Linked DNA regions of Mus musculus: region 1 is linked to region 2. A link is a loop called in an ENCODE intact Hi-C map of the cell type or tissue named here. Cell type or tissue: heart. All regions are shown on one strand. Each heading gives the region's core, and the rest is flanking DNA. Links, peaks and the distances in the headings are about the cores only.

Region 1 (15,395 bases), core at 4,882-7,381, 100 kb before region 2:
TGCCATTTCATCATCTCAAGGTCAAGACTTAGCCAGTCTGTCAGTCATCCCAGTGCCTCGTCACGGATGCTGAAGCAGAACGGGTGGCTCACCCTGTAATCCCAGGACTCAGAAGGAAAGAGGAAGAAAGGGAACATGCATATGACACATGGAAGGAAGAAGAGAAAGGTGCTGAATAAAATATTAATAAATGCCAGACACCATAACCAAGCATGGCTTCCTTAAGAAAGTCACTGCAACTGTGCTTAGATGTACTGGAAGAGGAAATTCTGTGATTATCTCTAGTCTCTCATGACTGTAAAACACAAAGCCTGAAGGAATTTTTTTAAAGATTTATATTATGTATATGAGTACACCGTCACCCTCTTCAGAAACAGCAGAAGAGGGCATCTGATGCCATTACAGATGGTTGTGAGCCACCATGTGGTTGCTGGGAATTGAACTCAGGACCTCTGGAAGAGCAATCAGTGCTCTTAACCACTGAGCCATCTCTCCAGCTGTAAAATCACATTTATAATAGCATCAAAAAATTACAGAGTTGTGCTGCTCATGGTGGCACAGGTCTTTGATCCCTACACTGAGGAAGCAGAGGCAAGCAAGTCTCTGAGTTTGAGGCTACCATGGTCTACATAGTAAGTTCCAAGTTAGCCATGGCTACATAATAATACCCTTCTTAAAAGGAGAAAAGAAGGCGAGAGAAAGAAATGGGGGAGAAGGAAGGGGAGGAGGAGGGGGGAGAGGAGGAAGAGGAGGAGAAAGAGGAGGAGGAGGAAGAAGAGGAGAGAGGAGAAGAAAGAAGAGAAAGGAGAATGAGGAAAAAGAGAAGAGGAAGAAGAAGATGACAACAACTTTCACGTTCCTTGAATAAATGAGCCAATGAAGGATCACTGTGGAACACACGAGAGAAGTCCAGCACAGACAGGCACAGGCTGTCCTCAGGTGGGGGGGGGGGATGAGAAAGGGAATCCAGATGCAATTCCAGTAGAGCCCAGCTTGTGGAGAAGGTGGAATCAACACCAGAGGTCTCACCAAGATGGAAGCTTTGGTGGTGCCTCCCACTAGGGGTAGTTGCCAAGGCTCTGTCATAGCCTGCAAGGAGCAGTCGGAGGAGGAGGCCCAGCTTGAAGCCCTGTTGATATTGTACAGGTTTGGCAGAAGTGACCCTGATAGTGATGAGCAGTGGCCCAGGTATAGAGGGCAAGATATGAGGCTGCACTGAAATCATGACCTAACACGAAGTTACTGGAGAGCAAGACTTAAATGTTAGTAGTAGAGACATTCATTCTAGAAGGTGTTTTGGAAAGAGGTAGAAACTTGGGCTCTCAGAGACTTATGAGCAGGGTGACTTGGAAAGTAATTTGGTTATTAAAGTAAAAAAGATCAATTATGACAGAGCTTTAAGCATCCAGGTGACATGGGTTGGACAAAGGGTGCTATGTAAGATAGACTTCTTTGAGGCAAGAACTGAAGCTTCTGGGAACTTGGTGGGAGGAGCCTGGGTAGCCCTGCTCTAGTGGTACCCATCCTGGCCCGGCTTCTTCTAGGGACCTCCATCTGAGCAGACACTGGGCCTGAGTGTTCCTGGTGGATTATTGTTCTATGGTAGTTGAGGAATGCTCCACAATCTCTACTTTGTGTTCTAGGACAAGCAGGGTCAAAGGGGAGGCTATGACGCACATAGAGACAGGGGGTCAGAGGGCTCTTGGTTGTGGGCATACAGATGCCTCAGGAGCTCCCATGTGCCCCCCCCCAACTGGCACCCATCCCTGGTACCTTACTGTGAAGTCATGGATCCATCAGAAGTTCCACACAACAGGACATGCCTGGTGCCCAGTTGTCCCTGGAAATTGCCACCTAGGGTTGCTCCAATTCTGCAATGGCTTGGTTCTTTTTGTACTTCACCTCCTAATCTTGTCCCACAGAGGCTCAAGGTCCAGTTCCCATAATGGCAATTACTACACACACTCTCCCAGTGGGTGCTTGCTTACCTGTGACCCTGCCATGGACTTACTTCCCCTGGTAGTTACTGCAATTGACCCAGGAGACCCTTCCTGAAGGGCTTCAGATGTGCTAGGTCCTGCCCTGGTACCAGGCTCAGAGGTGGGGACTGTGTCCTGCCCTCACAGAGACCAGAATGGCCCCATGGTTTATTTATCTAACTCCATAGAGTTTGTGTCTAGGTCTGCTCAGATTCTCCTTGTCATCCGGAGACCCTGCCCACAGCACTTTCTGACACTGTCAATATTCATTCTTTCCTACTTTATTTTGGGAAGCAATGTTCCTAGCTAAATCCAGTCACATGTCCCTCAGAGTTTATGATGACAGGCAAGATATCTGAGAAAGTTGCTGCAAAATATATGAAACAGCCTTTTTAAAAATGGACAGGCAGGTACTTTTTTTTCTGTCATTTTTCTGGTGTGTGTGTGTGTTGGTGGCCTTGGCATGAGCACATGGAGGTCAGAGGACAACTTGCAAGAATCAGTTATCTCCCTCTACCATGTGGGTTCTAGGAATTGAACTCAGGTTACCCAGCTTGGCCAACTGCCTTTAATCTGCTGAGCCATCTTGCCAGACCCTATTTCCAAATGTCCTCTCATTTCTTCACCAGAAAGAGTGAGGTGGAGGTGTCTGGCTCCCGGCTTTATAGCACTCGGAGGGAACTTTAAGGATGAAAGCCCTAGGGCACCATAGTACTGGTACAGAACTTAGCTTCGCTTATGTAAATGAGAAATGAATCCAAACTGGATCAGTATTGTTCTCATATCTGCCACCAAACACAGTTTTAACAGGAAGTAAAAATTGAAAATAGCCATTTCAACTAAACTAAGCACAGAGTTGGCTCAAAGGACAATAACAATTGAATAGGGAGCCCTGTGGGGAGGCTCCACTTACGGCAGAGCTGTCTTGGGGGAAGGGTGATGGACAGTTATCATTGCCCAAGCAGATACCTACACACAGAATGATAGAAGAACAGAAACAGCCACGCACAGAGCCTCCTTGCAAATCAATAAAGTTCACTACGGGAGATGGCTTTGTGCTGAACGGTCATTCTGCCAATGAGGCTGACGGGTAAGGCTTCTTCTCCACAGGATAGCCGTGCTCTGCCTCTGCCTCTGCCTGAGAACACAGGCTTGGTCAGAACCTGGAGCCTGTCCTGCCTCAAGGGACAGCTAACATAGAGAGAGCATCACTGACCATGTAGCATCCAGGGCATGGGGCCTTGGGAGCCGGCAGACCATGGCATCTGACCTGAGCCTTAGGGATGTGAGAACTGGATGCTCATTCATCAAGGCAGCATCATGGCTGTGAGGACAGCAGAAGGGAGCCATGGCCTGGCATCAGAGAGAGGGAAGGCATGAGGAGCCTCTTGAGAGAGGGATTTAGGTTCCCAGACCCAACACTGCAGAGCAGGAGGGAGGGCAATGGCCAGCTGGGGACAGGGAGGCATGCAGGGTCTTCAGCAGAGACCACACATGTCTGCACATGGCAAACCTTCAAAGGGCTTCAAGTTGTAAGTTCTCCAGGCATGGCTGGAAGGGAGGCCAGTAAATCAACCAGAACTGGCTACATTCCGTGGAGACTCACTACATTAAAAACAACAACATCCCCACCACTACCACAACAAAACAAACAAAAATAAAAGCGTCCATTAAAGGCCTATCTGAGAAAGAGCTTCTGTAAGTTTCTAGAACCTTCCCCATAATATCATGTTTACTCCCAGAGGGTTGGATTGTGATATATCAAGGCACCCCACCCCACCCCTATTCAATCCTGTCCTCAGTGCTGGGAGAAGGCTGGTGTCAACCTCTCATTACAGCCCACCTACTCAGGGAGCCAGGCTACCTCCTCAGCGGCCTGGGTTCCCCACAGCCTATTGATGCCGGAAATTTAGATTCCAACTGTGTGCTGCCCCCCCCCTCCCCTTCCTGTTTCCTTATTCAAAGAACTTTCAAGAGACTTTCCAAGTTCTGCTCAGGAACAGGGCAGCTTCCTGGGGCACCAGCTGGCATCTCGTGCAATTATCATTAAATTACAGAGACAATTTTAATTTCACAATAATTAGAAATATCAACTGCAGCTCCAGCCTTCGAAACTAATGGAATTTTAATGGGCAGCTGCTTAGGTTACAGCCAAAAATAGTAGCGCTCAGCCGGGCAGAGCAGCTGGAGCCAGGGCCCTGGACAGGAGGCAAGCAAGGAGGAGCTGAGTACCTGGGAAGAACCTGGGGTTGGCTATGGGGGTGGGTAGCCTGATTAAACCCTAAACAACTACCCTGAAGGGGGGAAAGGAGCCTCCGGAAATGGACCTGCATTTAGGACTTTACAACCAAGTGTATGTCCCTAAGATACAACTTAGAGCCAGGCTTCAATGTTTGAATCAACGTCTCTGGCCCCAGATGCTGCTCTCTGGACAGGCCACTCCACAGCCATGCCTTAGTGCCTGGACTGTCCTGGGCCCCAGGAATCACAGTGCAGGGGTAGGATGGATCCAGAGCGTGGATCCTGAGACGCCATCCTGACCGGAAGTGGAAGTAAACAGTCTCTTGTTGGGCAGAAGAGACTTTTGATACAATCAGAATTACCTCATTTGTTTTTCTTTCATGGAGAAAGCTTCCTGTGTTCTTCAAAATCTTCACTGAGGCCATGGAACTATTTTCCCACATCTGATCCCAGAAACTGTAATTGTGTTCAGGTCTCGGATCTACCTTGCATTCACTGCCGTGTGTTGGCATTGAGCTATTTTCCTGTAGCACTATCCTGTTCTAGGACTATTTGTTTAAGACTGTTTCCTTCCTCTATTGGCTTTGTTAAGAAGGTTTTTTGGAACAAAGGCGAGTGTGTTTCTAGGCTGCAGTGAGGGCATGCTCCCTACTGCACGTGCACTGGACCTTGTCAATCCAGCTTCCTGGAGACTTGAGGTTGGGTGGCAAAAACATTCAATCTTTCTCTCCTGAAAATCAGGGTTTGCTATTTTGTATCTTTTGTACGTTTATATAGCTTTTAAATCACCTTGTCAATTTCTGTCTTTAGAAAGTTTGACTGAGTTGTCTTTGACTCCATAGAGACCTTAGTAAAAAGACTCTTTTCTCCCCTCCCTCCCTCCCTCCCTCCCTCCCTCCCTCCCTCCCTCCCTCCCTCCCTCTAACCCACACTTTTGACAGATCCTTGCTCTGTACTCCAGGCTAAGCACACTCATGGGTAAGCTCCCGAGTGCTGTGTTTTCACAGGTTGCATAAACTGTTTGTACTCTTCCACTCTCATCACCCAGGCTCTGGGATCTCTGTCGGTCTCTGTGCTCTTCCTCCCATCCCCTCCCGTCTTCTTCCTCTGCTCTCATCCTTAGTTCCTTCCCTGCGATCTCCTCTCCTTCCCCCTTTTCCTTCTTCATTTTTTTTGACACAGTAGCCTAGGCTGGCCTAGAGCTTTTAGTGATCCTCCTACTCCTACCTCAGCATCTGATTGCTGGAATTATATGTGTCAATTACTACACTGATTTTTATTTTTTTTTATTTTATTTTATTTTATTTTATTTTATTTTATTTTATTTTATTTTATTTTGAGACAGGATTTCTCTGTATAGCCCTGGCTGTCCTGGAACTCACTCTGAAGACCAGGCTGGCCTCGAACTCAGAAATCTGCCTGCCTCTGCCTCCCAAATGCTGGGATTAAAGGCGTGTGTCACCACCACCCAGCTGATTTTTAAAATTTATGCAATTCATTGCAAACCATCTTTTCTCATATAAACCATTAAATTCCTTTAAAATTTGTGTGTATGTGAGAATCTGACCTGAAAGTATGGCTATCACATGCATGCAGTACCTGTAGAGACCAGAAGAGGGCATAGGATTCCCCAGGACTGGAGTTAGAGACAGTTGTGAACCACAGTATGGATGATGGACACCAAGCCCAGATCCTCTACCAGTGCTCTTAACCACTGACCCATCTCTCCAGGCCCACATCAACAAAAAATTTAAATTATAGCATTACCTGTATAAGGACTTTAGTTGTACATAATTAACTTTAATATAGTATGTCTTTTACTTAAGATATATTTCTAATTTCTCTGTGATTTCTCCTTTGTCCTATGTGTGCTACTTTTATTTTTTGTTTTTGGGATATGATTATTGATTTCTAATGACTTCTGTCCTTTTAAAGTGAGTACAACTGATGTTATGATCTGGTCTCTGTCCTCACTTGGCAAATGATTTGTGTGCACTTGAAAGTAACACACGGGCTGGAGAGATGGCTCAGCGGTTAAGAGCACCGACTGCTCTTCCAGAGGTCCTGAGTTCAATTCCCAGCAACCACATGGTGGCTCACAACCATCTGTAATGGGATCTCATGTCCTCTTCTGGTGTGTCTGAAGAGAGCAATGGTGTACTCATATAAAATAAATAAATAATTCTTTAAAAAAGAAAGAGGGAGAAGGAAGGAAGGAAAGAAAGAGAGAGAGAGAAAGAAAGGAAGGAAGAGAGAGAAAAGAAGGAAGGAAGGAAGAGAGAGAGAGAGAGAGAGAGAGAGAGAGAGAGAGAGAGAGAGAGAGAGAAAGAGAGAAAGAAAGATTCTAGCTGTGTGTGGTGATTCACACTGTAACCCAAACACTTGGAAGGCACTTACCTGGCATGGCTTAAACCAACTCATGTTGTTATCAACCCCTACCCTTAAACTGTATAAAAAGTGTGTGCCTAGGAGTTTTGGGGTCGCCTCTGCCCCAATTGCAGGATGACCCCAATACGCCAGATCAATAAACCTCTTGCTTTTTGCATCGATCTCTGTCTCTGTGTTTCTGTGAGTGGGACATCCTGGACGTAAGGCTAGTCAGGTCTTACACCTCTGCTTCCTGAGAGGCTGAGCTTGTCCTGACTAGATCCTGACAAAGCAACAAGATCCTGACATAGTGGGGGTGGGGGATGGGTTCCCCCCTTTTTAAGTTCAGATTCAAAAGTAAACATTGGACCTTTATCAGAAACTTGTCTTGGTCTCATCCTTCTCTCCCATCCATCCCATACAGCCCCAGCTTTCCTTTCAGGAACCCAGTTCTCCATAGCTGCTGGTGGCTACAGGCCGGGGCTGCTACCTCTTTGCATACTTTCTGACTTTTCGTTCCATGGCAGATGCTGGAGATGAGAAACCAGGAGGCCTAGGTGGCTCTGTTGGTGTCTTTGCCTCCTGTTCCACAGAAGCAGTCCTTTTTCTGGTGGACTCGTCAGTGTTTCACATGGTGCTGTGGCGATCTCCAAATGTCTTCTCTATCATTAGCTTTGCCTCTCCTTGACAGCACATGGGGTCGGGTAGCTGAGGACACTGGCTGTGTGGACCAGTTGCTTCTTCAGCCAGTTGGCATGGGGACGTGCGCCATGCCACGCTACTTTGCTTCGCTTCTCCACTCTGCTGTGGAGACAGAAACCCAGTCTGCTGAAGCAGGCAAAAGAGGGCCTGGCCCTGCTCACTAGACTACTTCTCCACTAGGAAGTCCTGTGTAGTTGCTATGTGGGCCTTCAGGGGAATAGGTTCCTCTCTCTCCCCTGTTCTGCTCCACACTGTACATTGGAAAGAAAGTAAGGTCCTGTCATTTTCTACCTGTGATTGTCTCAGAGGTGCAGCCTGTGGCTGACTAAGCATCTTCTTGCTGTGACCTGGACCATGTAAGCAATGAATCATTTTATTCAAAAGGATTCAATTACATATTAAAAACCAAATAAATGTGGCTGTAGAGACAGCTCAGTGGTTAAGAGTACTTACTGCTCTTGCAGAGAAACCTGGATTCAGTTCCCAGGGCTTACAAGGGAGCTCACAAACACCTGTAACTCCAGTTCCAGAGGCTCGACCACCCCTGGCTTTCTCAGGCGCCTGTACACATGTGCTGCAGATAAAGTCACAATACTCATAAGTAAATAGAAGCAGTCACAAGAAGGTTGTCAGTGGAGGCAGTGATCTTGACTTCATGGCCTCGGGTCAAGGAAAAGATGTGTAGGCCAAAACTAGGCTGGCACCTTAAAGCTTTATGTGCCGGGTCCCCTGCAGAGTTTGACTCTGTTGTGTGGAGATGTGGCTCTGGGGTTACAGTAAGTCAGCAATAGCAGTTGGCAGGCAGGCTCTGCAGGTGCCCAAAAGGTGGGACATCTCTAGTCAACATGTGTCCTCTGTTTCTCTCGCCATTCCCAGACCCACAGAGGGAATGGCCACCCAGTGCTGTAAGAGCAATTAGACAGGGTTGAGATGCACAGCAAGTGGGAGGAGATGCAGCCACATAGCTCCTGAGAGATAAGTCCTGGCTTCGGAAGAGCCCGAAGTCCTGTTTCAGTGCCCTCCGTTTCTGTCACTCAATGCGCTCATTGCTGTTGATAGCACTAGCCAAGGCTTCCTCAAAAAGACAAAGGAACAAGAATAAGGGTGACAAATGTAAAGTGTCTTTTTAATTGGAGAGAGAATAGCATCTACCTCTTGGAAAAACCTTCTTGAGACATAGACAAGGGAGTGGAAATGTCTGCATTCTTATGAGGGAGATAAGTCTCATCAAAATGATCGCCAAGGCTTATGCACGGACTTCTCTCTGCTGTTTCCCCCCCACCTTGGTTTTCTCTGTGTAGCCCCGGCTGTCCTGGAACTCACTTTGTAGACCAGGCTGGCCTCGAACTCAGAAATCCTCCTGCCTCTGCCTCCTGAGTGCTGGGATTAAAGGCGTGCGCCACCACGCCCGGCTTCTCTGCTGTTTTTAATGACTGGAGTTCATTAATGATCTCCTTTCTTAGAAGAGCATTTCAGGGACCGGAGAGGTGGCTCAGTGGTGAAGAGCACTGTCTGCTTTTGCAGAGGACCCCAGTTCAGTTCCCAGTACTGACATGGTGGTTCACTATTATCTGTTACCTCCATTTCCCTCTTCCTGCCTCCACGGACCTCCACACACTTGGCACACAGATATACATGTAGGCAAAACATAAATAAATAAAGCGATTTATCTTTAATGTCTCAAAGGCAAGGCAGGGTGGTATATATACATACCTGTCATCCCATCAACCAGGAGGCAGAAGCAGGAGAAGCAGGAGTTCAGGGTCATTCAGCTACAAAACAGAATCTCAGCACTGGCACATCTGAAGGACGATTTCAGGCACATCGTGTTAGGCACACTGTGTGGGTCTTACACGCAGTAGTGAGCTATTGTGCTATATGTCATAATGGTTTCTTTTTTTTTTTTTTTCGGAACAGGGTTTCTCTGTGCAGCCCTGGCTGTCCTGGAACTCACTCTGTAGACCAGGCTGGCCTCGAAATCAGAAATCTGCCTGCCTCTGCCTCCCAAGTGATGGGATTAAAGGCATGTGCCACCATGCCCAGCCGTTATAATGGTTTCTATTAGAGCATGCACAGGCAGTAATATTTTCTGTGATAACCATGTCACTGGCAACCTCATGATGGGGGCTGACCATGATATACAAAATGAGTCTCTTTCCCAGCTATAAACATTTGCTTGAACAATTTAATTGATGGTGTCGCTGCATCTGCTTCAACCGGGAAAAGCTTCTCAAAATGGAAAATGGAGCACAGATTATGAGGGAAATGTGGAACTCTAACAGCATAATTACTGGGTTTGCCGAAATGAATTCAGAGAAAGTTACTTGGGGAAGCAAAGTCCAATGCTGTTGAATCCAGTGGGTCCCGCATCCACTCATCTGGCCAGCCGACCCCACAGTAAGACATTAGTTCTAATGTTTTGCCATTGGTTCATTAGATGAATATAGATAGATTTAAGGTTTGTTTGTTTGTTTGTTTGTTTTTGCTTAGTCATTTTAAAGGAAAGGCTTATTTGGTTCATGGGTTGGGAGGTCGTCTTTTTGGGACAGACTGGCTCCATTGCTTTTGAGGTGGAACATGGTGGTGAAAGGACAAACGTGATAGAGGAGGTTGCTCACCTCATGGCAACCAGGAGACAAAAAGAGAGAAGGTAGGGGCAGGAGGCATGTCTTCCTAAGGCACACACTACCAGAAACCTACCTTCTCTAACCAGGCCCCACCTCCGTTTAGCCCAGTCAACTACAAATGCATCAGTGGAGCAACCAATAACCATCATGGCTATGGTGCCACCGTAGAGCATCCGTGAGGGCAGAGACAAGCTGAGGGGCTTGAGGGACTCATCGTGAAAATGAAGTACACTCCCTCAGCTAAATAACTCTCTTATCTGCAAGAGGGTATGATGATCTGCAGTGCAGGAGATTGAGGCCCCACTTGAAACTAAACCCACCTGGTCTCTTGCCTGTCCTTGCCAAGAACACAGATCAAGGAAAGAAGGGGGTTGGGGGGCAGAAAGAGACCAAGTTAAGGTTTGAGCCCTCAGATCCCCTTGTGAGTTTTCAGTGGTCATGGTGTGCTGTTCTGTTGCTTCTTTCACCCCTCGAAGGTCCTAGGCTCCACGGGCACACATGTTCTCACTTGCTCTCAGGTACCTATAGGAGTTCCTGTGGAAGGATGCTTTGCCAGGTGATGGGCCACAGATGAGGGTTACATTGCCTGACACCCCAGCCATGATTCCCACACAGTGCATTTTCCACAAGACTGGTCCCCTGACTGAAGGTAGGGCAGGTAGGTGCTCATCTCTCTTTCATTCAAAACCCTCTATACACAACCTTTTCCAAACAGTCAGCTTGGCCAGGGCTGTGTCCCTGTGCAGGGACCATTGGTTTCTTTGGGAAGGCTCCGGACCCTGTCCTGGGGTATGGGAGGGAATAGGCTTCTGGGTTTTCTTGTCTCTGGGGACTGCACAGGGCATGGCTTTCTTTGTCTATCTCCCATCAACCCCCAGCTTCACTGTAAAGGGAGTCCTAAAAACACAGCTAGCCCAATATGGTTGGGCTTTGCTTGTCACAGTCAAACCTCCCTGGCTTCACTTCAGGAGCTAATGAGGTCTGCTATCAAAAGGAGACATCTGTGAATATGGAGAGCTCAGATGTAAAAGATGCTGTCCCTGTCCCTCCTGGAGTCCTGGTCACTCATGAGGCCCACAGAATAGAGAGAGGTCAATCATCTAGTTTGTCAGACTTAGGGGTTCTCAGGAATGTTGGCAGGGCCATGCCAGACCTGGGAAAACCGGATGCTCAGACCTTCTGGATAGCATGGATTTAAGTCCTACTGCCATCTGCTTCCTAGCTTTAAACCCTACAGGGACTGCTCTCACCACTCCAGTAAAATCAATGTATGTAAATGTGCATATCAAGGGACCTCACTGGAGTCAAAAGGTCTGTAGTTTGATGAGATGATTAAGGTTGACTCTAGAGTGTGGGGGATACACACTAGGAAGGGGAGAGTTGTCTGGACCAAAGCACTAGTCCCACTTCAGTTGACCTTGGTGACAAGGAACAGAAAGAATAAGGACTTACAAAATGGATCCCTCCAGAGGACCTCCTCCTGGAAAAGGAATGTCATGCAGTCTGTTTATAAGGCATCTGAGTCCATACAAGCAGGATCAGAACCTCTTGGGTTTCCAGCCTTCCCTGTGCAAGCAGAACAACTCCAGTCCTACATTCATCCCCCCCCCCCCACATCCAGTTTTAACCTCTAGGCTGTCTTAAATCTTTAATTTCTACTACATGTATCTTCATGTCATCCCTAGGAATCTCTAGGTTTAGTAACCAAGGTAATACAGAATGTTCTTGGGGTCTCCCCTTATCCCCAGATATGACATCCATACACCAAGCTCATATAGTCCACTGATGGGTAGCTCCTGCACTGAGCTTGAGGTTGCATTGAATGTCCTTACTGTTGCTTGGAGCATCTTCCCTTATTAGTTGGATCTTGTCTTGGAAGGCTCTAAGGACAGTACCATTAGGAGGGAGTGGGAATATGTCCCTGGGGGATAGGCTTCATCCTGGTTTGGGAGGCTTTAAATTTAGTATCGTTTAAATTGAGATGTGGAGAAGACATGTGGGGAAGAACTTAGGACACATGCATTTATCCTTCCCAGAAAGTAATTTCTGACTTTCTGAGTTTTCATAAGGCAAGGATAGACATGTATGTCTCTGAACAGTTAAAGTTATTTTGGGGGTAAGCTTGTCCATTCTGCTTGGGCACTGTTGTTAGCAGTCTTCTTTATTTAGGTGTAATGTGTCAATTTCTTTGAGCTGTCTTGAACCGTGCTTCTGGTGGTGAACAGTATTTGGTTCCAACTTGTTTTCCTTTCAGACTTAAAAAAATAAATAAATTAAAACGATATGTTTATTTTTTCTTATTTATGTACATGTGAGTTTGTGTATAGCATGCATATATCGGAGCCTATGGAGCCCAGAAGAGAGATGTTTTGAAACTGAATTCAAAGGCAGTTGTAAGCCACCTGATGTGGGTGCTGGGAACTAAATCCTGGTCTTCTATAAGAAAAAATAAGTACTCTGACAGCGAGCCATCTTTGAGCCTTTCTTTTCTTTCTAGCTCATTCAGTCCCCGAATTGGAAGGGATGGAGTGGGAATTCGAGTGGGCAGGTTTAAACAAGGAGGCCTTGGAACCTAAGAGAAAGCCAAGACGAAGAGAGACCCATCACATAGTTTTTGACAAAGTGGTCCTTAGTGTCCATGGTGGGAATGTCATTGCTCCTTTACTGGTTCGGTAGCTCATTTCATGAGGAGCTGTGTAAATTCTCAGCTAGTATTTGGTCCAAGAAAGTTTAGTCTCTAGGGTTGGCACAGTGCTTTGTCATTTAAGGAATCTCATTCATATTATTTCAACTTTACCTGAGGAACGAGGGCACCAAAGCATATGGTAATCCCGGTTAGTGTCTGTATTGACTAGTCTTATGTCAACCACAAGCTAGAGTTATCTGAAAGGAGGGGACCCTGATTGAGAAAGGACTCTATAAAATTGGGTTATAGGCATGCCTATAGGGCATTTTCTTCATTTACTGATTGATGGGTGGTGTTATCCCAGGGCTGGTGGTCCTGGGTTCTAAAAGAAAGCAGAGGGAACAAGCTAGTGAGTGACACCCCTCCATGGCCTCTGCATCAGCTCCTGCCTCCAGGTTCTTGCCCTGTTTGAGTTCCTGTCCAGACTTCCTTCGATGATGAACAGTGATTAAAAATAAATAAACCTTTTCCTTCCCAGTTTCTTTGGTTATGGTGGTTTATCACAGCCACAGTACCCTTAACTAAGGCAGTACCCAAGTTTCTGTTTTGTGTTAACTCAAATCTCAAGACCAAATGCTAAGAATGTTATTACGCAGTTGCCTGTAGCACTGGGGAGGAGGGACATGTCCACCAATCAGTGAGGTGGTTCACAGTAACCATTAGTCATTAGTAATCCTAGGCAAGACTTCCAATACCTCAGCAATTAGTTCCTTGTGTATCAAATTCTTTCCTTTTCTGTTAATTAACCCCATTCATGTTCAGATTTTCCCCAAAGTATGAAAGTCTGGAGCAATGGCTCAGTAGTTAGGAGTTCTCATAGAGGACCCAGATTTGGTTTCCAGCACCGGTGTCTTAGCCAGCAACCATCTGTAACTTCAGTTTCCAGGGGATTCAGTTTCCTCATCTGACCTCCTCAGGAACCAGGCACACATGCTCACGCACACACGCACACACACACACCACACACACACACCAGGAAAAATACCTAAATGCATTGCATAGCTGGAGTCATTATTATACCTCCTCATTTATAAGGGTCTGGTTTAAAGCATATAATTCAAATGTCTGGGGAAACCAGTTCTTTGCCATTCAGCCACATTCAGTATTTTTTTAATTTAATTCTAGCGATCTCAGAATACCTATGATGTCTTTCCCCTGAGTTACACAGAAGGACCCATCTATCCGGTGCTGCTTCCTGAAGAAAGGGATCTTGCTCATGTTAGGACAGACAAATCAGTCAAATTTAAACAACAATGTTCTATGAGCACAGATGGGTCCCTGGGCTCGGGAATTCTGCAGGGATGTTAGTGGCTAGGATGAGATCATCCTTCTCAGGAGGAATAGCTTTATTCTTCATGTCTTCTAATCATCTCCCAGCCGTCTGCTGTGGGCTTCTTTACTTGGGGAGCAATGCACACAATTGGACAGCTGCAGAGGTTTCTTTTCAGCCATCTTTCACGGGGGCTACAGATTGAATGCATTCGAGCCATGCACTGGGTCTGACAACTCTGACGAGTCGGCTGTGGTAGTCTTTTCCCATGACCCCGAGAGGGCTCCACGCACACCAGCTTTGTCTTCGCTTACAAAAAGATGAAAAGGCTTTTCCAGAGAGGACAAGGCTGGTGCTGGGGCAGGCACTCATTCCTGCTTAATTCTATGGTCTTAATTTCCTTTGCCTCCTCCAGCAGAGGCTGGGGTTCCTAGTCTAGGATCTGTGTGCAAGACTTTGGTTTGACAGTGGAGGCATCAAGCCAGAGTCTGCAGCACCCTATTAGTCTCAAATATTTAAGTTCTTTCTTGGTTTGGGGCCTAGGGTGTAGACACGAGTGCCTTGTATCCTAAGAGGAAAAAAGTGAGGAGAGACCCACAGTACAGTTTTTGATGAATTGCTCTTCAGTCTCAGTGGTGATAGTGGTAAGAGACTTCAGTGAACCCCCCAGGAGTGTGGTCTGGCTACACTGTTACTTTCTTCCAGTCTCTTGATCTTCCCATTCAAAGGCAAACAAATCCCTACATTCCTCTGCCAAATACAAGCCCAAAAATCATCTTCAAGGTTTACTACACTGAGCCATTTTTGACCATAAGGAATCTCTGATAAGAGGGTGGAGGTGTTTTGGGACCACCACTCTGAGCCATTTGGTTTATAGCTTCAAATCTTAGACTAGTGGATTAGTCTGCTCTCCTTACAGAGAATATTGGGGTGTTGTCTTGGGGTTCGGAGCCTCCATCCTCAGGAAGGCTGTTGCTAATTGGAGTCAACCGGACTGGTGAGATGACTCAGTGGTTAAGAGCACTGACTGCTCTTCCGAAGGTCCTGAGTTCAAATCCCAGCAACCACATGGTGGCTCACAACCATTCGTAATGAGATCTGATGCTCTCTTCTGGTGTATCAGAAGACAGCTACAGTGTACTTATTTATAATAATAATAAATAAATCTTGGGCTGGAGCAAGCAGGGACTGAGTTGGGGGGGGGGGGAGTTGACCTAAGAGAGCAGAGGTCCTAAATTCAATTTCCAACAACCAGATGAAGGCTCACAACCATCTGTAAAGCTACAGTGTGTACTCATATACATAAAATAAATAAATAAATCTTAGAAAAAAATTGGAGTCAACCTTTTCATCCCTTCCTGAGGAACTGCATGCCTCTTTCTTTTAACCATGCTATAAGGCTGATCTGAAGAGGAACACCCTTCAGCCATGCCTATCTGCCTGTTTAACCTCAGGGTTCATTTTATCTTCTGCCTTAGCAGTTTGAAGCCATAAAGAGACAAAAAGAGAAAGTTCAGCTCGGT
Region 2 (15,395 bases), core at 6,650-9,149:
TTTAGGTTGGCCATCATGGAGACTATGAGCAGTGTTCAAGCAGAAGCCGGATGAAGAAGTTATTGGGTGTTGACACATGCGTACTGACCTTTTCTCTGGGGCTCAGGACTTCCCAGTTTGCCCTTGGACGTTCTGCCTCCCCTTTGAGTGACCTTTGAAAGACCTGCTCCACCAGCTTCTAAGGGTTCCATATTCCCACAGGTCAGCCAGGCTGGGTGACCTGACCCCGGGGCCAGCTGGATTGAGTCTCCATTAAGCCTGGGTTAGTCTTACTGTCAGTGGCTGGATTAAAAACAACTATTCCAGAAAGTTCCAATCTGGGTAAATGATTGAGTGCATCATCTCTGCCTCTAGAGCGGGGAGAAGGAGCCCCTGGATCTTGGTGCCCCTATCTCAAGTCTGGATGGACAACGGGTCATCCTAGAGGAGAGGGATCCTTCTCGAGGGAAAGGTAAGGCTGCATTCCCAGTGCCAGCACCCAGCCTGCTTCTCAGTTGTCCAGTAGTTGTTATATAAGCACACCACAGGCATGGGGCTGGCAGCTTTGTGGGACCCCTCACTTGGCAGTCTGCCCCTTATTTGCTCAGGGGCAACAGGGCTGGGGCAGGGGAAAGCCCCAGCTCCTCTCAGGCGGTGCCTGTCTGCCACTCCAGGATGTCTATGTGGCAGAAAGTGCTAGAAGGTGCTCTTTTCTTTAGAGGCTTTTTGTCAGTACAAAGCAGGGACCAAAGGCCTGTTCTGGGTCTCCTGCCTTTAATCCAGTGCCCTGTTCTGAGATTTCTCTCCAGATGAAACAAGAAGTGAAGACACTGGCGAGCATGGCCCTGTCCAGCAGGTCCTGGTGCTGGGCTCAGCATCAGGCCACTCTGTCCTCTACCAGTCCTTACATGCGGGGCTGAGTGGACCACACAACTCTGTCCCACCCAATACCTCAACAGCCACAGTCCTGGCCTGGGTCAGTCCTGGTCAAAGCCTCACACGCCTCCAAAGCCTCAGAGGCCCATACTGTTGAGGACACTAGCACAGGACACCTATGAGAGAGGCACTTCTGTCTCACAGCCCAGAGTACTTGACCAGGTCGGGAGAGAACTTCCTAATAGCTGCTGAAGAGGGGTGATCTGGGTGGAGATTCTTTATATAAAGTTATTCCAGATAACTTTAGATTTCCCCAGGGCTTGTGCCCAAATTACTCCTGAGGGCTTTATGTGAATGGAACCCCTGGGGCCAAGGGTGGAGCACACACATCCTACTGCAACTTAACAGATATGAGTCTGTGGCCTAGGCTACAGCTACTCCAGTTTTCACTTCCTTACAGGAAAGCCTTTCCCTTCCTTGGCCATCCTCCACTCTAGAAAATGTTGCACCTTGGCCCTGATACTGGGCAGGCTGAGCGCTATCTGCACAGCTTCTCAGCAGCTTCCTCCATGGCTGGCAAGTGAGCTCTCAGGGAAGCTGCAGACTTACAGGGTTCTGAGGACTAGGATTCTAGTAGGTCTGACAGTGGTCTTCAGGCTCAGTGCCACGGGAGCCAGTTACACTCTGACAGAGACAAAGGCAGGAGTTAATGTCACATTCTAAAGGATTATGTATAGCATATGGTATCTGGCTTCCCAATGTCCCAGAAAATGTACAGACCTCACTTTACCCCCCTGCTGCCCTCTCCCAGCTGTGTCAGGTGGGCAGCGGGACGCTTAGGCTCTGGCCTGAGTGTGTATGGTAGATAAGGGATGGAAAGAGAGGGCCTTTGCTCTCACAGAACATGCCAAATTGTGTTTATTGTCCAGAGGGCACTGTGAGCTTCTGGTCATAAGCTTGTCTCATGTGTTTAGTGTCCACAGACAAACAGAAAGGTGCTCCTGTCAAACAAAACTCAGCTGTGAACTCCAGCCCCAGAAACCACTTGGCTATGGTAATTCCCCTGATGCCTGCCCCATGCCATCGCTGCCCCACTCCCGTAGTGTGAACCTCTCGGGGATCCTTGTGCCTGTTGTCGCCCATCTGGCTGACTGAGGCTGTGCTCAGGATGGTTCGCCTCCCCCGTGGGTATTTCTCCTTGTGTCCCTCTGGGCTTTAGTCTCCATCTTGCTGCCAGCCTTTGGCTTTCTTTTGTCCTGAGTGGGTGGGTGAGCCATAAATGTTGTTATGTTAAACATTATTGGGATTAATTTTCCAAGTGCGTCTAGACTCACTGTTGCTGTCTGGGCCCCCAGGGCCTTCACCATACTGATGAGTGATATGTTACCGTGTGCTGACATGCAGTAGAACTTGACTTTCCTTCTGATGCAGGGAGAGGAGAGAACACTAGGCAAGTCTAACTCTATTAAAATAAGAGGAGAAAATGGAAAAAGTGCTAGGGATCCCCGCCTTTCAAAGAGAGAAGAATCTATTGCAAAGATTGGGAAAAAAAAATATCAGAAAATTAATTTGGACGAAGCAGAGGGTATGTGTACTTTTTAAAACTTCCGTGTTTTCCAGTAAATGCACAGTACAGTCCTTAAACCTGCTCTGCCCTGTCATAGCCTGGTCCTTGTTGCACCAATGCTGTTGGCATAACGTCACCAAAACCCCCATTATGAGCTGAAAGCCACAAGACCCACTGGATACCAGCAGCCTTAGCTGTGCTTTCAGCCAGTTCCCTTCTCCCATACCCCAGACCCTGACATGAGCTAGGGCCCAGCTTGGGTGGGGGCAGGAGCCAGGTGTGAGGGAGGAGGGCAGAGTCCTTGGCCTGAGAAGGCTGTGGATTTGCTGACCTATGTGGAGCACAGAGGCTGGAGGAAGGCCTGATCTGTCCTGACCCAGGATTTCTATAAGCAGTCCTTGGGACTCGGAGGCTGTAAGGGTGGGATGTGTCTCCCTTGGGCTTTCTGATCACTAAGCAGATGGAGGCTGTAAATTGTGTAAAGTGTATGCATTTCTAAGAACCACTAAGGTTGAAGATGTTGGACTCCTTATGGATCACAGATAGCCATTGGGATAGTTGAGAAACTTCAGATCCCTGAAGTGTGAATGATAAAACTGAGCCACATTAAACAGAGCCTGGAGGCACGAAAAGGCTCTAGAGCAGGCATGAGGAAGCCAGGCAGGTGCCAAGCCCTCAGTGCCCATTCTGGCTCATGGGCTGGGGTGCTTCGGGTAGGTCAGGGAACCCACTTCATGCCTCCTTCCCCTTAGCCCCAAAGCACTACTTTCTGTGCAGAGGCAATGAGCCTGGGAGCTATGTGGATCTCAGGCCCCTGTGTGCCACCCAGCTAAGACTTTGTCTCCACCTTCCACAGTGAGCCATCCGCTGGAGGGTCTAGAGTGCAGCTGGGCCCTAGCTCTGTCATCCCTATCCAACCATCACTTATACCTCAGAGTCATCTGAGCTCAGGGACATAGAGCTACATGTATGAACAAAATATAAACCAGAGTTCTAGAAGCATCCTACTGAGTGCTAGCAAGCTTGTCACCTACTAAGTAGAGGGGTGTTGTCAGGCCCAGGCCTGACTGTGATTTTCAGGGGGATTGGTAGCCAGACATTGGCCTCAGTTCTCTGGGTAAAGTAGTACTGTTGGCCTCATACCCTTGTTGGCTGCTAGTAGCAGCTCAAGGCAGCAGACGCCCCTAGCAAGAGAGAGTGGTCAGTGGAGGCATGCATGCATCTGCGAGTCTCTCAAATATGGTCATTGTGGGTTTTCCTCCAATAGAGTTTTTTGAGCTCATTTCCAAAGCTCAGAGCAACAGAGCCGATGACCAGCGTGGGCTGCTAAGGAAGGAAGACCTGGTGCTGCCCGAGTTTCTTCGCTTACCTGCTGGTTCCTCAGAACTTGCCCTGTCCAGCCCACCCCCAGTCAAGGGCTATAGCAAGAGAGCTGTTACAGGCCATGGCCAGGAGGGAGCAGCTCAGACAGAGGAGAGCTACAGCGACAGCCCAGCTACCAGCCCTGCCTCAGCCCAGAGCCCCTGCTCAGCCTACAGTCCAGGCTCCGCCCACAGCCCCGGCTCCGCCCACAGCACCCCTGGGCCTCCTGGGACCACCCAACCTGGAGAGAAGCCTACAAAGCCCTCCTGTGTCTCCATGGTGCAAGAGGGCACTACACAGGCCTGGAGGAGGCTATCACCAGAAATGGAGGCTGGGGGCATCCAGACTGTGGAGGATGAGCAGGTGGCTGATCTGACCCTGATGGGGGAGGGGGACATCAGCAGCCCCAACAGCACGCTGCTACCACCACCCCCCACACCCCAAGACACACCAGGACCTCCAAGACCAGGTACCTCCAGGTTCTGACTCTACACCTTTGACCTGTCCATGATTAATAAAGGGAACACTGAGGCAGGCCGCCCCTGCTCTACAGATTCTGTGGATTGAAATGGCCTGAGGAATGGCCTCCTTCTCTTATATTTGTGGGGCCTCCTTTGCCTTTTCTGAAAGGAAAGCAGGTGGCAGCCAAGGCTCAGTCTCCCAGGGAGGGTCACTGAGGCTCAGACAGATATTCCACGTTGAGCTGGTCCTGTGAATGTGCCATGGGAATGGTGAGCCACGCCCAGTGACCCCTTGTGAAGGCTCAGGTCTCTGAGTGTGGATCTTACCTTTAAAACCTGCTTGCTGCCACTTTAGCGTTTTAGCCTCAAGATGGAAAAAAGTAGTATTTGTTTTGAGCCAGTCAGCAAGGGTCCCGTGCTGACATGGATCAGGTTCTCAGCGTCAGCCTCTCTGTCCAGCCAGGACTCGCTGACTGCCCTCCACACTCGGTAGTGCTCACTGGCTGGCCTCACGCGCGTCCAGGCATTTCTCTTAGTGGAAGCATGAAGTCCCGTGGGTGTGAATGGGGACAGTGTGACCGAGTGTTAGGGATGCTACTCTAGTCCCACCCAAAACATTCATGATCCCACACAGGTGACAGGGCTCCGGCTGTGTTCAGTGTCCTCACAGTGACAGTGATGGGCCTTCCAGTGCATGTTGCTTATTGTTCCTGTCTGACGCCTTGGCTGTGATGCAGCAGGCAATGTGGCCGCCCATCTGGGTCCAGCTTCCTGGGCCTGGTCTTTTCAGGCCTCATGCATGTTTCATGTGCTCTCACACACCATGGGCTGGACTCCACAGCCCCACCCAGTGGGCATACACCCGATGGGGAAGCACAAGGTGCCATGAAGTGGCGCTGTGTGCATGCCTGGGCACCTCTGTCAGGCCACACCCTCCTTTCTGCTCCTTTGTAGCTGCCTGTTTACAGTTCTGTGTTCTGACTCTGTTCTTCCAAGAGAAATAAACTCTAGAGCTCACCACTGGACTGGCTGGAAACTCCTTTCTTCTTCACTTGAGGGTGGGTTTTCTCTTTAGGATTGAAGTACAGGCATGTTTCTACATCTTAACCATTTTAAAGAAATTATGTAGATCTACCTTAAACAACCTTTTTAAAAATGATTATTTAAAATTTGTGTGTGTGTCTTGCCTATATAGTTGTATGTGTTCTACATACATGTGTGGTGCTCTCAGAGCCCAGAGGAGGGTGTCATATCCTCTGGAACTGGAGTTAGAAATGGCTGGGAGCTGCCATCTGGGTACTGGAACCAAACCCCAGTTCTCTGAAAGAGCAGCAGCTTACACCCTGGGCCCTCTGTTCAGCCCCAGGCATTCTGGCTTTCAGGAGACCATTCATTTTACAGAGTCCCCTCACATGCCTGCCATGCACAGCTTTGTGGCAAGAACTCCAAGGGAACAGGTTTAAAAGTGGGACTAGACGTGTCCCTGCCATCTCTGCCTTCTGGCAGATCTTTCTCCCCACAGCTGCCTCCTACCCTTGCCTGGGCACTTCTCCCACAGAAGAGGTGAGTAGAACAGAGGTCCTGGGGTTGGTTCCTTGAGCCCCGTTCCCCTCTCGGGGAGGGCGTGGAGCCTCCTTCTCTCTCACTGTCTGGCAGCTCAGATATTGGTGCCATATCTGGAGTGTTAGTCACTGCTGTGGAGACCCAGGCTATGTAGTTTTACCCACTGGGCACATGGACAGTGGCACCCAGTATGGTGCCTAGCCGTATGGCCTTTGCTGGTATGTATGTCCTGGATGTGTTAATGGTGGAGCAGGGGCTGTACTAGACATCAAGAAAGTGACTCTGGTGTCCAAGGAGACAGGGATATTGTCTGTGGGCTTTGTCCTAGAAGAGGTGACAGTAGGAGAGGGACTGGAAGTGGGGGGATGTTGGCTGTAGCACATTGGTCATGGCTCTTACCAGCCCATCTCTAGCCTCACTGGAGGACTCTAGGTGCAAATGACTTGTCCCATTCCTAGGGGCAGTGGTCCCAGCATGGCTTCACTATTCAGCTTGCTTTCCAAATACCCCAGTCTGTATCTCTGTACCAACAATCACAGGGCTTCTCTGTGTGGGAAAGTGCCTTGTTGAGTCAGGCTGCCTATAGGAGCACCCTCATGTACCCATGTTAGAGTCCTTTCTGGACACTAAGCAGGGGGGGGGGCAACTGACTGCCACTTAGAGCTGCCAGCGTTCAAAGACCCCACATCCTTCCAGCTACTCCACTAATTCCATGAGAGAGTTTTTAGGGCTATGTTGGCCACCTCAGCACCATGATCCAGCGGGAAAGGCATCAAAATGTAGTTTACTGACTTCTAGACACTTGGATGGGTATGTATGTTTGTATGTGATACTTGCCTCTATGCAAATATCTCATGTATATTTGTGTCTTAATAGAGGAAATTCCAAAATACCCAAGTTCCTTCATGATAGGGAAAAGCAGATGATGTCTCCAGCCTGGGAGAACTTCCTACTCGGCCCTCTTGGCAGAATGCTCTTTTTTTCTTTTACAAGGACATTACAGGGGGTGCTGGGACCTGGGGGCCAAGCAGGAAGTTCCTGCAAACAAACCTGGAAATTGTCGACCACAGCTGTGAGTTAGTTGTTTTGACAGTCATTCCTGTCCACTGTTCTAGTACTATTTGCCAGCATGCCAACTTGCTGGGGGCTTGAAGAGGGCCTCTGGCTAGGGTGACAGTGTGGGCCAGCAGCCTCGGTCCCGTGCTGTACATCTCTCGCTTCCCATCCTGAGATGCTGTGGAGTTCTCTCCTGAAGACACTTTGTTTTAAGGAAGGAAAGAAGCTTTGCAGAAGTGAGCTTGTGGTGGTGGGGTCTGAGGTGCAAACCACAGAGCAGTCTCCTACTCTGACCATGGCGAGAGCCCCACCCCCAACCCAGCACTCAGCACCTGGAGTGCACATAAACAGCAGTAGTGTGGTGCTTAGGAAGGCTGGTCTGGTTCCCCCCAGGGACTGGGGTCTTCAGCTTCCTTTTTCTTTACGGTGGCTAGAGTTGGTGCCACTGTCCCACCTGCTCTCCTATGGTCCCTACCTCTGCCTTGCCTCATCCTCGCCCTCTGGTCACTTGACAGCACAGCCACTGGAAGCCAGGCTCAGGGTCTTGGCTAAGGACAGATCAGTAAACTGTCCCAGCTCTGGAAGGCCTGGTTCCTGAAGGGGGCTCCCAAGAAATACCAGCTTCAGGGCTACCAAAAGGCTGAGCCATGATCCCTTATGGAAGGGCCTCCACACAGCCATCCAGGGTCTTGTCGTGCCATGGTGGCTGTCTAGGGGCTACCAGCTCAGTTCCCCACTGCAGCTCTTCACCTTCTTGCCTACCCATCCAGAAGTAGCTGAGGCTTGGGACAGAGTCTTGTGACAGTTCATCACCCTGGAGGAAAAGATGTCGTGACTGCTGCCCTGTGGTCAGAGCCTGTCTGTAAGGCTTATCTGCCCACCCCAGCCTGGAGCTTGCTTCCCCAGTCCTGCATGATGTCACACTTCCTGAGCTTGGAGTGAGGGTGCAAAGCCTTGCTGGACTCAGGTTCTATCCAGACTGTTCGTAGGAGGCATTTCCTCTTTGGCAAGTTCCATCCAGTTCTATTCCCCAAGTTCCCAGAGCATCTCTCATGTCTTTAAGGAACACGTTTCCTGGAAGCCCAGCCCTCAGGAGGCATAGACACGCCCAGAACACATCACCCCTGGGCCTGACACTCTCAAGTTTGCTAAGTTACCAAGGAAGACATCTGCCAGGGGCCACTCCATAGCACGTCTGGTTCCTGGCCTTGTCCAGTGGTTAGTATCAAGTAGATCTCAGGTTCCTGTTGCTGCCCCAAGATCCTGTACCTGCTGTGCTACTCCAGGCCTGAGTTACAATGGCCTCACCTTCCAGCTGGGCTCACTTCTGCCCCCTTCTCCTCCTGATCTGCTCCACCCCACCCCATCCAGCACTGGCCTTCCCTTACCTTGCTGATTTCTTGAATGTCGCTACCCCAACATGCTAGCCTTGCTAGACGCCATCCTCTGGACTCCCCCACTTCTGTCCACTACTGTACCTTGTACCACCCCAGTACCTGCTGTGCTACTCCAGGCCTGAGTTACAATGGCCTCACCTTCCAGCTGGGCTCACTTCTGCCCCCTTCTCCTCCTGATCTGCTCCACCCCACCCCATCCAGCACTGGCCTTCCCTTACCTTGCTGATTTCTTGAATGTCGCTACCCCAACATGCTAGCCTTGCTAGACGCCATCCTCTGGACTCCCCCACTTCTGTCCACTACTGTACCTTGTACCACCCCAGCCATAGACGAGCATGACCCCAAAGCCCAGGATGTGTTTGTAGAGAAAGCCACTGTAATCTAGCCCAGCTAGACCCTGAGCTAGACCGGGGGTCATGAGCCAGAAGCAAGGCTAATTCTCTCCTGTGAGGAGCCAGGGATTAGCAGGCCCCTGTGGGCAGAAACACGAGGAATGGCCAGGACGGGGCCCTAGCCCCAGTCTTCTCTGTTCTTTCTTTCTAGGTTTTCCTGTGTTCATGGTTCACCTGTGCCTGGGTCTTGTGTCTCTTTCTTTCTAGGAGCACTTGGGGGCCTTGGCAGGAGGTCCTAAGATGGTGCACACAGTCCTAAGAGAATAGGGACATAGCTCAGGGCAGTATCCCTGCCCTGTGGAGATAGAAGGGGAAGAGGGACAGGCGACTAGGGCTGGACCCTGAGAATGGGCTTACCTTAGGGGCTCACCCTTACTCTGCTGTGTGCCATGGACCCTTAAGGATGGGCATGGAGGTAGGCATGGCCAGAGCAGGCAGCAGCAGCTGGGCAGAGAATGTCCACAAGTAAATGAGAGGCTTGGGAATGGCAAATGCCACCAGTGCCGACTGGAAAGCTTCAGGCTCCCAGAGAGTAGCTTAGGTAGTCCCTAGCCTTTGGGGCTCTGGCAAAGACCCTGCAGGGGAACTGAGTGTCCCAATAGGACAGGTTAGCCAAAGGCCATTGTGAAGAAGTGGCCCAGAGGGCAGGAAATGAGATGCTGGCATGGCCTTGCCTGGGTGCCTGAGAGTAATGAGAGCCTGAGGGAACTTGTGCCCAGAGGTGTGGTGTGGGCTGTGCTGACCCAGACTGGCCCTGCCCAGTGGCTCCTGAAAACCAGTGGGGTCACTCATTACTCCCAGCCTAGAGAGTTCTGTGGAGCCTTGGAGGGCAGGCTGGTCCTGAATGGTTGGTGTCTGAGTCACTGGCTGAGACTTGCCACATTCTCAGAGCAAGTCTAGGCTGAGCAGGCAGGAAGTATAAGGGGGCCACTCCTTGTGAGGTGCATTTCCTTGATCCCCCCCCAAATCTGTCCTGTTCCCTTCTGGGCACAAAGGGTTGCTTGAGGTTGGAGCCTCTTCCTGAGTGAGCATCCCGGGCTGGAGGGGACTGCTGGTCTCCTGTACCTGTGGGGAGTCGCTGCTTCTTTGAGGACCTGCTGGCATTCTACATAAATGCCCCAGTAGTGTCCAGTGTTGGAGTCGGATCCCTGTCTCTTTAACACATAACCGTCTTGATGCCATGCATTTGGAGTCATTGAGGTTTGATGACAAGCAGGATAGGTTGTGGATCCCAGCAGGCACTAGCAGGCTGGGAGAGAGTTCCAGTCTTAACTACACTGGGCACCCTGATACTGATAGCATCTGAGGTGGATGAGCCTCTTCCTGTGCCCTGGGACTTGTCACATGATGAGCTGGGGACTCTCAGCAGAGACATTATACCTCTGTGTTCAAGCCTGAACTCGCTACATGAGGTGGAAGCTACTTCTGGAAGCTTGCACCAAGGGTAAGGTGGGATACAAGGAGTCTTGGGGTCCACAAAAAAAACTGGGCCATAACAGACCCCCAATCCTTGTATCTGTTAGAGGACTTGGCACTGCAAAGGGAGCAAAATGTTCACTGTTAGTGGTAAGCCGTGTCTGTTATAGGGTGCATCTACCCCTTTGGGTTATCCTGAGCCCTCCTGGCCACACCAGTGCCACACTGGATGGACCCATCCCTCCCTGCTATCAGCCCTAGCCTGGAGTCCAGTATCCTCACTGCAAGCCTGCCAGAGAGAAGTCTAGCTATCACCCAGGAAGATGAGGAGGGCTAGCCACAAAGGACTTGGGGAGGATGCCCGACCCAAAGGGAACAACATGGACACAGTAGTGTCCATGTGGTAGGTGGGCAGAGGAGGCTGCAAGGCCCAACATCTGGTGAGAAGCCCCCCTATTGTGTGAGACCCCTGAGCAGTCTGACAGATGAAGCTAGGGTACCCGTGTACAGGTGCAGGGAAATCCAGTGACTTCCCTACAGTGTGTCTGAGGGCTGCCTAGGGCTCTCCCATCCTCAGAGCCCTGGGTCCCTTATTCATCACATCACAAAAGCCTGAGATTCATGAACCTCCCAGCTAGACTGTGGCACTGCCAGCTGTCAGAGCCACTCATCATGAGGTAACCAGTTAGAGGAGAATTGTCTGTGGAAGCCCCTGCTAGGCATGATGGCTGGCCCGAATGGGTGGACGGTTGGCCCTCTGACCTCCCCAGCCTTCCTATCCAGGTCCATGGCCTATGGCTGGAGATCACCTTGTCTGGAGTGGATTTGGTGTCTGTGCAGGGATGCTGGGGTGGGTTTCGGCAACCCAGGGCTGAGGCAAGCAGGTGACAGCTTCTCTTCTCCCCATGACAGGGGGCGGGGCCCGAGTCAGCGGAGGCCTCCCGGTCAACAGGATCATCGATGTGGACCTCGTTTCGGGTGTGTCTCCTGGGTGGGGAGGCAGCATTCTCGGGGTACAGCTGGGTCCAAGGAGGGTAAAAGCCAATGGACCCTCCTTACCAAATGGTCCTGGCCTGAGCACCATCCCAGGTGAGCCCACAAAGCCCAAGACCAGCACACACCATGCCACCTTTGTTTGAAGCTATGCTGGACCTGCAATTCCTACTGCTCCATGTACTGACTCCCATGCTTATATGGATGTTTGAGGAGCTCATGACTCTGAGACGGCAGGAGCCTGGGAAGAGCCAAGAGCCACCTCGGCCCCAATAGGAAGCCAGGAGCCAAACTAGGAAGTGAGGGGACAACTTCATCCCAGGGGCTGGGTTAGACACCTCTATAGCAGCCCGCCTTGGTGTTCAGACTTTGCCCAATAAAATGCTTCTGAAGACCTGCCATGTACTGCATTGTGCTGAGTGCCGATGTCACATGCCATCCTCTTGGAGCCCTTACCCCTGCAGATGGCCCTAGGAAGAAAGACTTCCAGAGAGGAAATGGTTCCTGGACAAGGGTGGCTGCACAGAGATAGCTTGGTGCTTGGGAGCTAAAGGATGGGATCGCCTCCCATCCTCAGATGTATGGGCTCTATGACCATCTTGGATACTGAGGCCAGCCACACCCCAACATTGTCCATTCATATTGTCCCTTGCAGATGACCTGGGGTTTTTGGACATCTGTGTCTTCTGTCTTCTCTGAGGTTGGCCATTGGTGAGGGTGGGGCTTGGTTGAGATTTATGGTGAGGTCACTGTGGTCTCATCCCTGCCCACTGTACCCACTGTGCCCAGTGGAGCCTTCCTGCCACTGGCCCTGCCCCTCTCCCTAGTCTCACTCAGGTGACCCAGGGGGCTTCTAGAGAGGGGACATCTGAACTAAAACCTGACTGTAGATAAGTTCTATAGGGAGGCAAGAGCCAGTGTGTCTGAGGCTGAGACCAGAGTGAATCTGGCTATAGAATGAGAAGTCCTGATATGGCAGGACATCAGTGAGAAGCAGGAGGGGAAGGACCACAGGGTGGTGCTGGGCTGAGCCTGTAAGACACACTGTCACAAGCCCAGGATGCCTGAGCAGAGGCCCCAACACTGATGGCCCAACTGCCAAGCTGCTAATCTTACATCTCTCCCTGGAATTGAAGATGGACTGGCTGAAAGGTTTCTCAGAGAGCGTCTTCTCTGAGGCACCTCATCATGCACATCCCAGCAGCAACATTTCCCAACACCCGCAATGTCCTAGCACTCATAGCATCTGCCTGGTACCCACTGTGCGCCAGCACCACTGTTTCCTCAGTACCACAATGCTCAGACACCACTGTATACCCGCACTTGGCCATGAACCACCATGCCTTTGGTACCCATCATGCCCCACCATGCTTCTAGCACCTACTTTGGCAAGCTTGGGTGCTGTTTGGCCATTGGTGAGGGCGGGGCTTGGTTGAGATTTATGGTGGGGGTCACTGTGATCTCATTCCTGCCCACTGTACCCACTGTGCCCAGTGGAGCCTTCCTGCCACTGGCCCTGTCCCCCTCCCTCAGGAATTGGAGAGATCCCAAGAAGACAGCTAGAGCTATGGGTATGAGGTGGCCACTCCAGTTTGCCTAGGGCCCCCAGTGCCTGCCTGGAGCCACAGGGAAGCTCTGTGTATAGCCTGCCCAACTGAAGGCATGCAGGCTATGCCCACAGGTAACCAGACTGGGAAAGCTTACTGGGGGGCTGCTGGTACCCAGGCTGTCTGGTAAGGATAGAATTCTGGGGGTCCTGAGTACCCCAGGCTTAGGACAAGTAGACAAACCAGCAAAGAGAGTTACTGTTCTCAGGCACTGGTCACAGCACTTGGTCCAGGGAGCAACCCTTACCTCTCTTGAGTTGTTATGTGGCAATGGGTAGAGGGGGTACCCTCCACCCTGTGTTGACATCTGTGGATTGGGGACTGTATCACCCCCACCATGAGTCAGTAGCTGGCTGGGAAGAACTGGAACCCCCAGGTTCCTGCATGCAGCAGGTCCTGTAAAGGGCTCATAGACAGGAGTGGCCAGCAATATGGCCAGCACCTGTGCCTGGGAGGCCTGGCTCTGACCTGCCCAAGTCACACTGGAAGACTTCCTGGAAGAGGCTGAGACTTGAAGGTTGTGTTGGGCCGAGGAGCAGTTGTAGCCTTTGCCAGAGAACAACAGCTGCCCCAGCAGAGCAGGCAGAGCTGTGGCAGCAGGGTGGAGCTATGGCTGTGGAGGAGCCTAACAGGATGCAGTGGGTGGCAGGGTTAATCATTATCATGTAGCCTTGACCCCACCTGCCCTGGCCACGTTCCCTGGCTACTCTGTTCCTGCTACACCTCACGCCAGCTCAGGAGGAGCCATGGGGCGACAGGCCTGGATCTCTAGCCTCTGTCCCTTACCCAGGCCATGTCCCTTCCTGCTGCTCCTGCTGCTGCTGGTGGTGCCTCGGGGGGCCCAGCCCCAGGCTGGCAGGGTGAGCACTGCCCCTCTCCCTTGCATGTGGCCAAGGGTTCTCTATGCACACTCGGTTCCTGGGAAGAGAGAGGTCAGAAAGAGGGCCCCAGAGTGAGCTAGGGACCCAGTGTGGTGGCATAGTGGAGTGGAAGTTGTCATTTTGCACTGAGATATGGGGTGCTGGGCTAGGCTGGTCTGTAGTGCTTGGGCCTGAACTTGTTAGGATCCTCTTGTTGCCACTGTGTGGCCCAGGCCCCGTGAGTGAGTGGGGGGGGGGGGTCCTGGGGCTTCTGCTGCATTCCAGTGTTTGAGATGGGGTGTAGGAGACCTCAGAGTGCTTCAGCTGTTCCTGTCCACCCCAGGACTGCCCCCCAGGACTGAATCTCAAGGACCAGGGTGACCTGGGGCCCTGTGACTCTTAAGTTAGCACATTGGATCACTCAGATTCAGAAGGAAAGGCCAGAGGAGGTCTTGGGGACACCCACTGCCTCTTGGACCTGCCCTAAGGAGTCTCAGGTCTCTGGTGTATCCGACTGGTGGAGTCCAAGTGTGAAGGACTATTCCACACTGACACCTTTGTGGCCCCTTGGGCTCCTAGAACCACACAGAGCCCCCAGGACCTAACGTTACAGCCACCCCCGTGACCCCCACGATCCCTGTGATCTCTGGGAATGTCAGCACCTCAACAGAAAGTGCTCCAGCAGCAGAGACTGAGGGACCCCAAAGTGAGAGGTACCCTCCTCCCTCCAGCAGCAGCCCCCCTGGGGGCCAAGGTAGGTGAGACACTGTAACAGGAAGGCAGCTAAAGAGGTGTGGGGCCTGGGTAGGGGTGGAGTACCCAGTGGGATGCCTGATCCCTGACACCCCTCCACAGTGCTCACCGAGTCTGGGCAGCCGTGCAGGTTCCCTTTCCGCTACGGTGGCCGCATGCTGCACTCCTGTACCTCTGAGGGAAGTGCCTACAGGAAGTGGTGAGTCCCAGAGTGGGGTAGCGGCTGAGGAACCTACACAGGTTCCCACTGTGGACCCTCATGAACCCTGAAGCTAGTAGGTCTTGATGCCCAGCAGGTACATTTAGTGAACAGGGGCTCCAGGGTGCCCAGGCAGAGATGGGTGGGGCTCTGGGCAGGGACTCAGTTTTATCCTCTGACTCGACCCTCCAGGTGCGCTACAACACACAACTATGACCGAGACCGGGCCTGGGGCTACTGTGCAGAGGTGACCCTGCCTGTGGAAGGTCCAGGTAGATATGTGAAAGGGCCAGCCTGAGCCCCCAGGAAAGGCTTTGACAGGGTGCTTGGGTTAGGAGTATAGGGGTCAGTGTGCAGGGTGAGGATACTAGTGACCTGGGCAAGGATTCTGCATGGAGTTTGGGGGGGGGGTGTCTCTGAGTTTGATCTTCTTGAGTTCAGAGATATCTAGGGGCAAAATTGCTGCCAGCCCAGAGGGCAGCAGAGGGTGCTTCTCCCAGACAGGACCTAGCCTTCCTAGACCCTGGATGGCTTTGCTGATCATTGGTGATACCAGGGCTCCCTCTTGTGGTGAGATCTATCCATGTAGCCATACATAGTCCCTTGAACAGGCCCTGAGTCCAAAAGAGCAAGCCATGAAACCTGTGGGTGTGCCATGAGAGGGATCCCCGTTGCCTGGCAGAGCATGTATAGAGAGATGTGTAGAGCAGAGTGCAGAACCATGGGATACCTTCTCCAGTCCTGGTGAGGGGGGGTCACTGGGAGGTGGGAACTTGCTCACTCAACAACCCAGAGAAGATAGATAGCGTTCACAGAGAGCCTTGGCAGGCAAGAGGGTATGGAGGGGCTCCAAAGACTCTTGTCATAGCCATCATATCCCCTCCTGTGTGTACCCAGCTATCCTTGACCCTTGT

What was found. Hi-C counts contacts between places; a loop is a spot of excess contacts. Peaks named below come from ENCODE experiments on the same cell type or tissue, not always from the same donor. Only the 100,000 strongest peaks of a DNase experiment are listed, where the experiment ranks them.
Region 1: a loop joins it to region 2, with 3.0 times the contacts of the local background. A loop is called at or near these places in 6 of 42 quality-filtered maps.

What each region holds. Positions count from the first base shown.
Region 1 is chr5:34,927,831-34,943,225 of GRCm38, forward strand. No RefSeq gene overlaps it. Among named protein-coding and RNA genes, the nearest start is that of Rgs12, 14 kb to the right of the region's middle. In heart, for the core only: a CTCF peak has its summit at 5,824 (motif pointing right); no DNase peak of the experiment used is centred there; H3K27ac peaks cover 530 bases.
Region 2 is chr5:35,028,182-35,043,576 of GRCm38, forward strand. Rgs12 (regulator of G-protein signaling 12) reads left to right here. Exons shown (of 17, transcript NM_173402.2): 14 at 355-451; 15 at 1,830-1,909; 16 at 2,287-2,440; 17 at 3,690-5,414. The coding sequence ends at 4,270. Hgfac (hepatocyte growth factor activator) reads left to right here and starts at 13,328. Exons shown (of 14, transcript NM_019447.3): 1 at 13,328-13,529; 2 at 14,109-14,283; 3 at 14,385-14,481; 4 at 14,674-14,753; 5 at 15,379-15,395. The coding sequence starts at 13,416. In heart, for the core only: no CTCF peak of the experiment used is centred there; DNase peaks (open chromatin) are centred at 6,867 and 7,810; H3K27ac peaks cover 613 bases.